Linked DNA regions of Homo sapiens: region 2 is linked to region 1. Evidence: chromatin contacts called from ENCODE Hi-C data. All regions are on one chromosome and are shown on one strand. Each heading gives the region's core, a stretch centred on a gene start or an enhancer-like site at or near the end of the contact. The rest is flanking DNA. Distances are from core to core; before and after follow the strand shown.

Region 1 (6,395 bases), core at 3,588-6,087:
AAAAAAAGAAAAAAGACTGCAGTGTGCCATAATCGTGCCACTGCACTCAACCTCGATGACAGAGTGAGACCTTGTCTTTAAAAATAAAAGTTCAAACATGCAGGCTGGGCATGGTGGCAAACGCCTGTAATCTCAGCATTTTGGGATCTCCCCAAGATGGGAAGATTGCTTGAGTTTGAGACTAGCCTGGGCAACACAGTGAGACCCTTGTCTCTCTATTTTAAAAAAATCAGGCCGGGGGCAGTGGCTTATGCCTGTAATCCCAGCACTTTGGGAGGCCGAGGTGGGTGGATCACGAGGTCAAGAGATCGAGACCATTCTGGCCAACATGGCGAAACCCCATCTCTATCAAAAATACAAAAGTTAGCTGGGTGTGATGGCACATGCCTGTAGTCCCAGCTACTTGGGAGGCTGAGACAGGAGAATCGCTTGAACCAGGGAGTCGGAGGTTGCAGTGAGCTGAGATCGCGCCACTGTACTCCAGCCAGAGCGAGACTCCATCTCAAAAAAAAAAAAAATCAAACAAGCTGTCAGTTCGTCTGACGATTTCATTATTTTTAAGTAAATTTAATGACAGTTTAATTAAACTGAGGGGGTTATTAAACTGAAAGAAAAAATTAATAGCTCTGTTTTAAAAAATTAAAATTTTCAGAGATGAAAATTCAGAAAAATAAACAACATGCAAACAAAAACTTATCTTCCTAATATTCAGAACATTCTGTTATATTGATGTCGTTTTGCTATTGTTTTTCATAAAATAAAACACTAGAGATGATGCAACAGTCTTCTATGACCATCAACCCGTGTCTCTACTCTCTACCCCGCTCACCATTAGGTGACTACTCTCTTAAGAATGAGTGTTTCCTTACAGAGCATTTCAAAAAAATGCCAATAAGCAACATTACATATGCATCTATCAATAAATAGTAATATTTTGTATTTAAATTTACCTAAGTGGTACCACACTATGTATATCTCTTGCTTTTTTCAGTCAATATTGCTTTTCAGATTTATTAATGATAGAATCATTAGATATTATAGATATTAACAGACCTCAAGGACCTCTAGGATCTGAAATGGCAATTAACATCCAACGATTTAATAATTTTATATTCTTAACCTGGGAGCAATGACAGACTTCCAGAGGTTTATAAAATGTTCACACAACAATTTTTTTGAAAAATGTTTAGTGGGTCTCATTACATTTTCAAAGAGGTCATTCACCTCAAAGAAATTAGAACTACTGCTTCTCTCCATGAGCAGTAGTCCTGTCTTTAAATTAATCTTCAGAATGCAAATTCTGACTTTTACCTTTCAGTTTTAGAACCTTTTTTGTGTTGTGTAGGAGAAACCTATCCCTGAGCCCCACTGATTCATTTAAACAAGCTTACGTGATGGGAACTGTACAAGGCAGAGGCTCCCATCTTCCTGTTTGAGCTGGACCCGGACTCTGCCTCTGTATTGGACATCACGATTCCATTCTCTAGAGTACATTTTATTTTTCTAACATAAACGAAACAAAAGAAAAACAGGACTTAAGAAAGTTATTACATCAATTAGATGAGTATGGAAAATAGTGAAGAACCACGTCATACCTCAAGAAATACGTTAAGTCCAACTGCTGAACATACATCTTGAATCTCTGTAGCTGTAGGATTTTCAACAGCCTGAACAGTTAAAAACATAAACACTAAATATATGTGCTTTAAGTGGACACTGCCATAGTGTTGGGTAAATAATTTCAAATACTATAATCAAACAAGTACCAAAACCCTAGGTTTCCTTTTTCATTAAGTACAGATGCTTCTATTGTAATTTTAAAAATTCCTAGGAATAACACTAATGCGTAACTGTGTGCCCATCTCCCCTCCAACAGAACATAAACTTCTGAGGGCAGGGGCTTTGTTTTGTTAACCAGTGTATTCCCCAGCACCTAGCATGGTACTCTCAACATAGTAGGTGCTCAATGATTATTGACTGCTTAAACAATTACACATACAAACACTTTAGAAAACTGCTAGTATCTACTAAAGCTGAATATATGCATTCTCTATGGCCCTGCAATTCCATTCCCAGATGCGTTCTACAAAAAAGCAAAAATATGTTCTCTAAAAAACATCTATTTATAATAGCCTCAAACTATTAATAGAAATAATCCAATTTTCCATCCAGAGTAGAAAGGGCCAGGTGTGGTGGCTCACACCTGTAATCCCAGCAGATCACTTCAGCTCAGGAGTTTGAGACAAGCCTGGACAACATGGAGAAATCTCATTGCTACAAAAAAATACCAAAGTAGCCGGACATGGTGGCATGTGCCTGTAGTCCCAGCTACTCAGAAGGCTGAGGTTGGAGGATGGCTTGAGTCCAGGAGGTGGAGCCTGCAGTGCGCTGAGACTACACTGCCGCACTCCAGCCTGGGTGACAGAGCCAGACCCTGTCTCTTAAAAAAACAAACAAAAAAGAAGGTAGAAAAGACTTTGGCATACTCACACCATGCGATACTATAGAGGAGACAGGGCAGTAGTTTTGAGCAGGGAAATTCTGTCCTCAGCCTCCCTACCCCTACCCACACACAAAAGACATCTAGCAATGCTTGGAGACATTTTTGATTGTCACAACTAGGGGATGGGGGGCTGGAGGGGGCTGACCTGTCATCTAGTGGGTAGAGGCCAGGGATACTGCTGAACATCTTAAAATGCACAGAACAACCCCCAACAACAATTATCTAGCTCAAATCGGCAATGGTGCTGCTATTGACAAACCCTGTTATAGAGCAATGAAAATTCAACTACATTCAAATATGTAGGTAAATCTCAAAAGCTTAAAGTTCAGTGAAAAAAAGATACAAAATTACATAGTGTGTAATTCCATTTACAGAAAACTGAAAAAGCAGCAAAAGTAATCTATGGTGTTGAAGTCATAACGGTGGTCATCCTGGTATTTTTGAGCATATGCGGAGGCGACAGTGACTGAGAGGGAACATAAAGCAATCTTCCTGGATGCTTGTAGTGTTTTCTTTTTTGAGTGCTTGTTACCACCCAGATGTACTCATCATGGGAGAATTCACTGCATCAAACCTAGGTGTCTTAAATCTGTCATATTACAAAATACAAATGACACTTTAATAAAACTCAACAGGGCTGAACTTTCTGCATGTCTTCTTCACACACTTAAAAAAATCTCAACTACATTCTGAACATTATTAATGTATCGTACAATGTCATAATTTTGATTTCCTATATCAAGGGAAACACCGTCATAACCTTTGTTTTAAAAACATGTGAACTCTACACTCTGCCCCCACTCCTTTACAAACAAAGGCTCATTAAGAGACGTTAAAAAAATATCCCTTCAGCTATGAATTAATGCCTTTCTGGTTTCACCAACACTGAGGAACGCACCCCAATTCTTGGCTGTGTTCTCAAGCCCTAAATAAATGCAGTGAAGAGAACCCCCTGCGGCTCTAACAAGATTACGTGGCCCGACCAGGATGACACCCCCCATTCCCTCGAGGATCAAGGTGCCAGCCATCTTGCTTACCTTACTTATGGGGATTCGCCTTCCCTCTGCGATGGTCTTCTTATTATTTAAATAAGCAGGATAGATACAAATAAACCTGCCATAGACAATAGCATAAGTGGTATCACTAGAGCAGTAAGAGGCAGGAGAAAAGGGTCGGGTGGCAGGGAACCAAAGGCCAATTCATGCTGCCTAGATATCAGATGGGTACTCCCTTTTCAACCCCTCCTTTTTCTGCGTGGCAGTTGAAAAATCAAAGTACCTCGGAGTGGTCCCCTCGAGCAACTAATCAGACTGGCCGCGGGCCTACTCCTCTTTCTGATTGATCCCCCTCCCTCAACCAATCAGACTGGCACAGGTCAATGGGAAACGTCTAGAGGGTATTTAAACCCTAGAAAATTCTGTAACCAACAGCTCTTGGGTAGCTTGCTGGAGCCGGCTCCCACCCTGTGGAGTGTACTTTTGTTTAAAATAAATCTGCTTTCGCTGCCTTGCTTTGTGTGTTTTGTTCAATTCCTTATTCAAAACGCCAAGAACCTGGACAACTACACTCAACAGATAACAAGTATTTTCAAAAATACATTCTTTCGGTCCGTGGTAGTCGTCATCATTGCTGGTACACCTATGCTATTATTTGCTTAATGTTATTTCTTTAAATTACCTCACTTTAACTTATTTAAAAATAAACTTTATCCACTACCTTGGATGGAAAAAAACCACAGGAATAGAAACAAAACGACTTGGGTAACTGTTACATTAGACAGAGCAGCCCGTCAAAAGTTCCTGAGAATGGGCCCGCCCTCTTATATAAAGTGTCCGAGGTATTAAAAACCTTAAAATTTCACAAATGAGCCTTTCTGAACGCAACAATACTTAAAAAGAACACATTTCTCACACTGTGATTATATTACTTGATATCATGTCCACGTAGCACCCAAAATCCTTGTCTCGCGTACAGATAAACACTAGGCTACCTATGGTCGGAATTTCAGGAGCCCTGAGAAGAGCCTGGTGGCTGCTGCAGGATTCAGAAAAACGAGCTGCCAGGGAGAGGCGCGGGGCCCGTACAGAGCGAGTTGGATCAGCTAGGCCATTCTGGAGGCCGCGGAGCGGAGAAGCGCGGTGTAGCACCTGCAGCACCACAGCAAGCCCCTTCCTTTCGGAGGACCCACCGCCTCAGAACCCACCTGTCCTGGTCGGCCGGGGACCGCGCGGCAGCGCAAGCCATCTTCACAAGAGTCTCAACAACCCAGGAGCCGCAGGGAGAAACCCGGCAGAAACCCGGGAGGAACCCGGCTCTGAGTTTCCGAGACAGCCCGCTTTTCCGCCGGAAGTCCTGCCCAAGAAATGGTTCCGCGTCCGCGATTTCTCATCGCCTGTTTGTTCCGGCACCTGTCGCTCGGCGCCAGGATCTCTAGTCTCTGACGTGGCATGAAGACTTCCCTTCTCGCGAGAGAATCATGAAAGCTTCTCATTCCTTTCCCAAGCCGGGAAGACCATGTGGGGCGCATGCACCGCCACTAAAAAGGGTTTAACTTCGACCCTCCCTCGTTTCCAGTTTCTCAGCGAGTATGGGTGGTACTAGCTACTCTCTGTTAAGGGGCGAAGACTGTGCCACGAGGGGAATCTGTGTGGTTCAGGATGCAAATATATGTTAGACAGGGAAGGAAATACTCCTTACGTTTAATTTTTCTCCGTTCCTGGGCTCTAGAGCTTGCTTTCAGTTTGGCAAAATGGATTTTTGTAGTGGTAGAACTAGCAAAGTTATAGACGTTGTGTTTCAGTGTGCTCTGCGTTAGAAACTTAGCTATTCACCTTTTAGGCCGGGTGCGGTGGCTCACGCCTGTATCCCAGCACTTTGGGAGACTGAGGCAGGTGGATCATGAGGTCAGGAGTTGGAGAGCAGCCTGGCCAACATGCTGAAACCCCGTCTGTACTAAAAATACAAAAATTAGCCGAGTGTGGTGGCACACGCCTGTAATCCCAGCTACTCGGAGGCTGAGACAGGAGAATCACTTGAACCCAGGAGGTGGAGGTTGCAGTGAGCTGAGATCACACCACTGCACTCCAGCCTGCGTAACAGAGCAAGACTCCGTCTAGGAAAAACGAAACAAAACTATTCACCTTTTAAAACTTCTGAAGGATACCATGTGCCATCACTACAGGCATACTTCATTATTGCACTTCACTTGCTGCTGCGAGTAGATACTGCCTTTTTACAAATGGAAGGTTTTTGGCAAATCCGCCTGAAAGAAGTTGCTTGGTGCCATTTTTCCAGCAGCGTATACTTTGTGTCACATTTGGTAATTTTTGCAATATTTCAAACCTTTTCATTATTTCTGTTATGGTGATCGGTGATCAGTGATGTTTGCTGTTACTATTGTAATAGTTTTAAGGCCGGGTGCGGTGGCTCACGCCTGTAATCCCAGCACTTTGGGAGGCCGAGGCAGGTGGATCACGAGGTCAGGAGATAGACACCATCTTGGCCAACATGGTGAAACCCCATCTCTACTAAAATATAAAAAATAAGCCAGGCATGGTGGCACAGGCCTTTAGTCCCAGCTACTCGGGAGGCAGGGGAATCTCTTGAACCCAGGAGGTGGAGGTTGCAGTGAGCCAAGATCACACCACTGCACTCCAGCCTGGCGACAGTGCAAGACTCCGTCTCAAATAATAATAATGTTTTGGGGCACCATGAACCATGCCCAGATAAGATGGGGAACTTAATGGATAAATGTTGTGTATGTTTTAACTGTTCGACCAACTGGCCATTTCCCATCTCTCTCCCTCTTCTGGAGTCCCTATTCCCTGAAACACAACAATGTTGAAATTAGGCCAGTTAGTAACCCTACAATGGCCTCTAAGTATTCAAGTGA
Region 2 (6,220 bases), core at 1,218-3,717, 2.3 Mb before region 1:
ACTTATTTTGTCTTATTCTTAAGTAAAGTGTGCCAATTAAACCTGTGTGGCCTATATAAATGAAGTTAATAACTTCATAGTAAGAATAAATAGGTTTAACTAATGTGATAGTTTTCTAAAAGGAGATTGTTTGAAGACAACTATTATGTAACTGAGGGAAAAGCAACTTAACTGTATGTGATTGTGAATGAGAAAGTTTTGTGCTATGTGGGTCATTTATCTAGACATTGCTGTGGTGAATACCAGTTATGTTTGATTTTATTCTCAAATCATTAGTTGCCTTTTTTTTTTTTTTTTTTTTTTTGCTTTCTAGGAAGAAAACAATCTTTTTTATCTAGAAGGAAAGATACTTTGTGTTTTCATTTTTAGCCATTTGAAGTTTTTAATTTATTGCCCCCAGTGTGTTAGCTGCTCTAATTTCAAACTAATACTTTTCTAATTTTTTTCAAATTAAATAAGTAAAAAATACAAAAACAGAACCATTCAAACAGATTCAGTGGTGTAACTCAATACATGGTCATTTTTATTCTCATATTTTCAGGTAAGTGAAAGGGAAATGCGACCATTTAGAGGGTAAGAAATAGGGTTTTGTTTTTGTTCATTGTTTTGTTTTAAGTCTATGAACTAGCTAATTATAAAGGAGGTAGTATAAAAACTCTTCATTAGTAATTAATTTATCAATAACTCATATCCGTTACTTGCTCAGTGACATTCAGAACTATTGCGTCTAGTACTGAAATGGGGAAAGAAATCTCTTCACTAAAGGAGTTGGCTTTAAGTTAGTCTTGGTGATAATAAATGTTGAAATACAAGTATCAGTATAAAAACTGGATTACTGGTATCACTGTTTAGGCATTGTAATACTTTAAATGTTATCTTTTTTTCTAAATCAGAGGGAAAAAAATGTTGTGAAATAACAGTCCTTCCCAAGGGAAACACTGTGTACTTGGAGAAATGATTGATTTATTATTGGCATGCTTAGTTTTAAACCTGAGTTTGCCAACTGTATGTTTTTTAATTAGAAATAAAATAAATCTTCTGATGGTGGGGGAAAAAGTAAGCTTAATAACAGATGTTATCCGTCTATGGGTTATTCCAGTTGCTACTATTTAAATCCTGGCAGATTAAGACATCCATATCTCAAACTAAGTCATCTCTTAGACATTGGAAGTTAAAGTAGCATATATATAATGGCTTTAGGACTATATAAAAAGCCCAAATTGTTTTTTCTGTATCACCAAGAAAGGTTAGAAGGCAATAAAGGTAGTAACAGTGATTTTATTCATAAATGTTAGAGAAAAATTCCAATCTAAAAGTATTTCATAAGGCTAAATATTTTCTAACTCCTGATAATTTAATACCATAAGATTATAAATTTTAGTATGCTTCTAATTGATACACTTGTGGGAGACTTTCTTGTGAAACTTTATGGACTAGTAAATGTTCACATTCCACAGCAACTGAATTGACCAGAAAATAGCAGCCCAGTGTGAATTGTGGAGAAACTATTTCTAACTTTTCTAAATAGTTATTTACAAGAAAAGCATTTATCGATTAAATAAATTATAAGCAATATTTCACATATACACTTTATTCCTTAACAGGAGCGATGTAATGAGGGAAAATACGAAGTCCGAAATCTCAAAAAGCTCTGTTACCTACTCTATACTTGTCTCCTTCCCGCCCCCTAATTTTGTGGCATTTTTTTTTTAGAAGGTAGGAGGAGGAGCTTTATTTTGAGCATCTGTGTACAAATGAGATTAATCAGATCATATGGCCTAATTTAACCTGTTTATCATTTCAGTGTTTTTAGATTTGATCTATAATATATATGTGTTATTAGATCTTTAGTTATTTATATTTAATCTAAATTCATATAGAAATCTTGCTGACAGTGGTATATAATTTGAAAACTGTTGGACCTGATCATTTTTGAGAGACAGTTAATGAGGAGGTGCTCTGGAATCAGATGACCTGGGTTTAAATCCCAGATTTGCCAGTTCAGCAGCATGATCTTGGACCCTAACTCTGCCGTGGATAAAATAAGGGTAAAACCTAACACACAGGGTTTAGGATTAAATGAGATAATACAGATAAAGCACTTAGGATAGTACCTGGAATACAGCAAATTTCAAATTATAGGTTCTTTATAATGATCATAAAATTATTTTTGTAATTAAAACCTCTCTTCTACAACAGAAAGAGGTCTTAACAGTTTAACCTCAGGGAAAATGATGACAACAGTGTTGTTTTCTAATCTCCCCATAAGAATACAGAGCAACTAGGATAGCCACAGACACTATTACAACGCTAGATGACAAGGTATCTCTATGAACTTCAAAATACAACTAAGTGAGGACAAACCACTGAACCACATAGTTTCAGTATCTGTGGGAGGAAGTAGAAGGAAGGCAGCTGGTTTCTGACAGCTCTGCAAATTGGAGAACTACAACACTGCCCACAGTTTCTCAACTACAAAGTGCAGCGGGCCAATCTAAGAACAGACACTGAAACTGGGAAGTGACTACAGAATCTCATTTGCAGATGAATGTTAAAGCAATATGATAAGGTCTGCTGATTGCATTAGAGCTGTCTGGGTTTTACGCTGTGTACCTCTTGAAGCTTATGAGACAAAGCCCAGCACTGAGGACAAACTTCTAGAATTAGAATCCAAATGGGCAGGATGGGTAAAATAGGACAAAGGAAAGAAGATCTAGATAAGTATTGGGAAGAAAGGCCAAGACACAGAGACATTATATATGTGTATTTTCATATATATATATATTCTTTTAAATCACTGTGAAAATGGGAGCTCTAAGGCTGTGAAGTCATCCTAGAGCCACTCCTTCCTCCTAAAAGTACAGAAAAACTCATTTCAGTTAAGGGGAAAAAAAGAGTAAGTGAGCCAGGATTACAGTCCAACTCCAGTCAAAGTTAGTATAAGAAATAAGAGAATAAATAGATCAACATCCTCACAGACAATGAAAGCACACCGGAAGGACATGACCACAAGACAGATAAAAACCTAATATTTGCCAAAAAATAAAATGCAAATATGACAGGAAATTTATATTAATTAGTACAGTTATCAATAAAAGTAGGAAAAGGGGAAAATTAACCAAGTACCAAACACTTGGAGTAAAAAGCAAAATAAAGCAGAAGGAAGGAATTAATAAAAGCAAAAAAGAATTACTAGTAGAAAACCAAAACAATAGAGGCAATAATAAATCCAAGTTGGTGATGGGTAGTGCGGGGAGTTGAGTCAGATAAACTACCAGCTAACCTATTTAAGAAAAAAAGGAGGAAGCACAAATACAAAAATTTAAATGACAAGGGGGAAATAGTAAAACAGGAAATTTGTTTAAATTGACTATTTTGAGCAATTTTACACAATAAATTCAAAAACTATTTTGAGAAAAATGCAAATTGCCAAAATTTACTCTAGGTAGATAAAGTCACAACAAACCAATTACCGTAGAAGAAACAAATAGTTAAAAGTACCCCTTACCAAAAGAAGCATCAAGCCCAGATTGTTTCAAGGGGATTTCTACCAAACCTTTTAAGATTAAATAATCCCATTCTTGCTTAAACAATTGCAGAGACTAGGAAAAGAATCTTGAACCTCAAAGTGCCAAAAAAAGAAAAAAAACAAATAAAGAAAAACTCCTGAATTCATTTTATAAAATGAATGTAATAGCATTGATTCAAAAACCTGACAAAGATGGTACCAAAAAGAAAATATAGAGCAATCTCATGAATATTAATAAAAAGTTTTAATGATAACATTAGCAAACAATCCAACAGCACTTTCAAAAGGTAATCATGACTAAGTTGGGTTTATTGTAAGAATGCAAGGGTAGTTCAATACTAGATAATCTGTTACTATTCATATTAAGAGTTAAAAAATATCTTCATCTTTGCAGAAAAGACATGATAGAATTGAGCACTCACTTATGTTAACTATACTAAGTAGAAATTGATGAATAATCTATTAACATTGTACCTCTACCTAAAAGCCAGCATCTTAAATTTCAAAGCAAAGGAGACTTTCCAGCTGAAGTCAGGAACAAGACATGCCCACTAACTCCTCTGCTACTTAACAATGTGTTGAGAGTTATAGCCAATGAAGTTAGACAAAATAAAGACGTGAATTGGAAAGGAAGAGGTAAAACTATTTGCAGATATGAATATGTATCTAGAAAGCCCAAAGGAACTTGTTGAAAAACTAAACAATAAAAGAACTTAGTAAAGTAGCTATTAAATACAATTTACATAAAAATATCAGTAGGCTTCACCAGACACAAGTGCATACTTTGATTCCATTTCGGTGAAGTTCAAAACAGACAGCATCTATGTATGGTGTCAGAAATCAGCACCCTCTTTCAGTCACTACCTCTCTTCCCAAAGGTAAGTGCTGTCAAAATTACCATCAATTAGTTTTGTCTGTTTTTGAATTTTATATGAGTGGAACCATATAGTATACATTATTTTTCAACTGGCTTTAACTCAGTAGGACTGAAAGAGGGTACAAGGGAGACTCTGCGGTGCTGGTAATGTTCTGTTTCATGATCTAGGTGCTGGTTACGTAGGTGCATTCACCTTATGAATATTTATCAAGCTGTATATGATTTGTGCACTTTTCTGTATGTATAATTATAGCTCAGTAAAAATGTTTACTAAAAAGAGTAACAAGACTATATATATATATATATATATATATATGTATGTATATGCAAACCTAAACTAGTTAGAAGATACTTGAAGAGAAGACCACCTTTGTGATAGCAAAAGTAAAAAGAAAACTTAATGTGTAAATTTAAGACACATCTAAAATCTGTATGAGGAAAACTAAAAAAACTCTTGAGAGGCAAAAATGTAGATTCCACCAAATGGAAAGATACATGATATTCTTAGATAGACAACATCAAAACATGTCTTTCCCCACTTAGGTTCATTTATAAATTCAGTGCCATTCCAATAAAAATTATATTGTTATTTGAGAGAACATACTAGAATAACCATGGAAACTGAAAAGAATTAGAGGGGACCAGCCATATCCGACACTAAAACATACTCTAAATCCTCCATGGCAGAAGCTATCAGAATTTTTTAAAGTGTGCACACTTTTTGGCCCAGATACTCTCTATCTATAGATTTAGCATAAAGAAACATGCAAATAGGCAATGATACATTTTCAAGGATCTCACAGCCACATTTTTGTAATTGTGAAAAATAAGACACATTATGATACATTTATGTAACTCAATACTATGCAACTGTTAAAGTATGGATATTGGAAGGCATTCGTAATGTTGAATAAATGAAAAGTTTTGTATTGGCACATAAATAGGAAGTCCAATGGAACAGAAGAGGAATTCCAGAAATAGACTCAGTGGCATTTAGAATACAGTAAAGGCAGCATCTCAAGTTAGTGAGAAAATGAACTTTTAAGTAAGTGCTATTGAGATTACTGGTGCTTAATTATTCAGATATTTACAATTTTAAAAAATATATAGCTTATTTCACTTTGAACCTTTTTTTAAAATGGTCATTTAGTTTTATAATTTAAAGAAAAATGATAGTTCTCTCCCCATCCCAGCCTATACTATACCCACAGCCTATACTTCCTGGAGGTAAACACCACTGTTGCATACATCTTTCAGACCTTTAATCTCTGTATATAGAGATATAGAAATAGAGAATATTCTTTAAATATCTGAACATTTAAGTATTACTCATCCCAATACAATATATACTTATACAAATAGATATATGTATGTATACTATACATAAAGATCTGAGGTACTAAATATTCCATGGTTTTTTTTCATTCAACAATGTATTATGAATGCCTTTCAATAGCCATACTTTAATAGTTGCATAGTATCACGTTGCATAAACATATTAGGTCAGTGCATAAGTAATTGCACTTTTTACCATTTTAATGGCAAATGAGGCACTGATTAATCAGTGCCTTATTTTTCACAACTACAAAAATATTGCTGTGAGATCCTTGAAAATGTATAATTGCCCATTTGCATGTTTCTTTAAATTTATAGATAAGGAATTACTGGGGCAAAAAGTGTGCACAATTTAAATTTGATGTTTTTGTTTTTGCCAAGCTGCTTTTTAAGAAGGTTGTACTAATGCACACTTTTATCTTGACACTAAGATTTTAAATATGATCAGAAAATGGGTTTCTGATAGTAAAACTGTCTAC

Evidence for each region. Hi-C counts contacts between places; a loop is a spot of excess contacts on that map. Pooled maps may share reads with other maps.
Region 2: a loop to region 1 is called in a pooled map, with 14 times the contacts of the local background. The contact joins the enhancer-like site here to the promoter of SRP19 in region 1. A Hi-C loop is called at or near these places in 5 of 50 pooled maps.

Annotation. Positions count from the first base shown.
Region 1 is chr5:112,859,729-112,866,123 of GRCh38, reverse strand. It overlaps SRP19 (signal recognition particle 19), which reads right to left and starts at 4,837. Exons shown (of 5, transcript NM_003135.3): 1 at 4,707-4,837; 2 at 3,541-3,616; 3 at 1,596-1,667; 4 at 1,392-1,503. The coding sequence starts at 4,747. RefSeq lists enhancers at 4,540-4,839, 4,940-5,019, 4,778-5,072.
Region 2 is chr5:115,205,683-115,211,902 of GRCh38, reverse strand. It overlaps PGGT1B (protein geranylgeranyltransferase type I subunit beta), which reads left to right. Exons shown (of 9, transcript NM_005023.4): 9 at 1-6,220. Among named protein-coding and RNA genes, the nearest start is that of TRIM36, 39 kb to the right of the region's middle. RefSeq lists a silencer at 2,535-2,644. Within about 2 kb of position 2,467, at least 6 of the 41 ENCODE cell types and tissues checked have a DNase peak (open chromatin) inside an H3K27ac peak, as active enhancers do.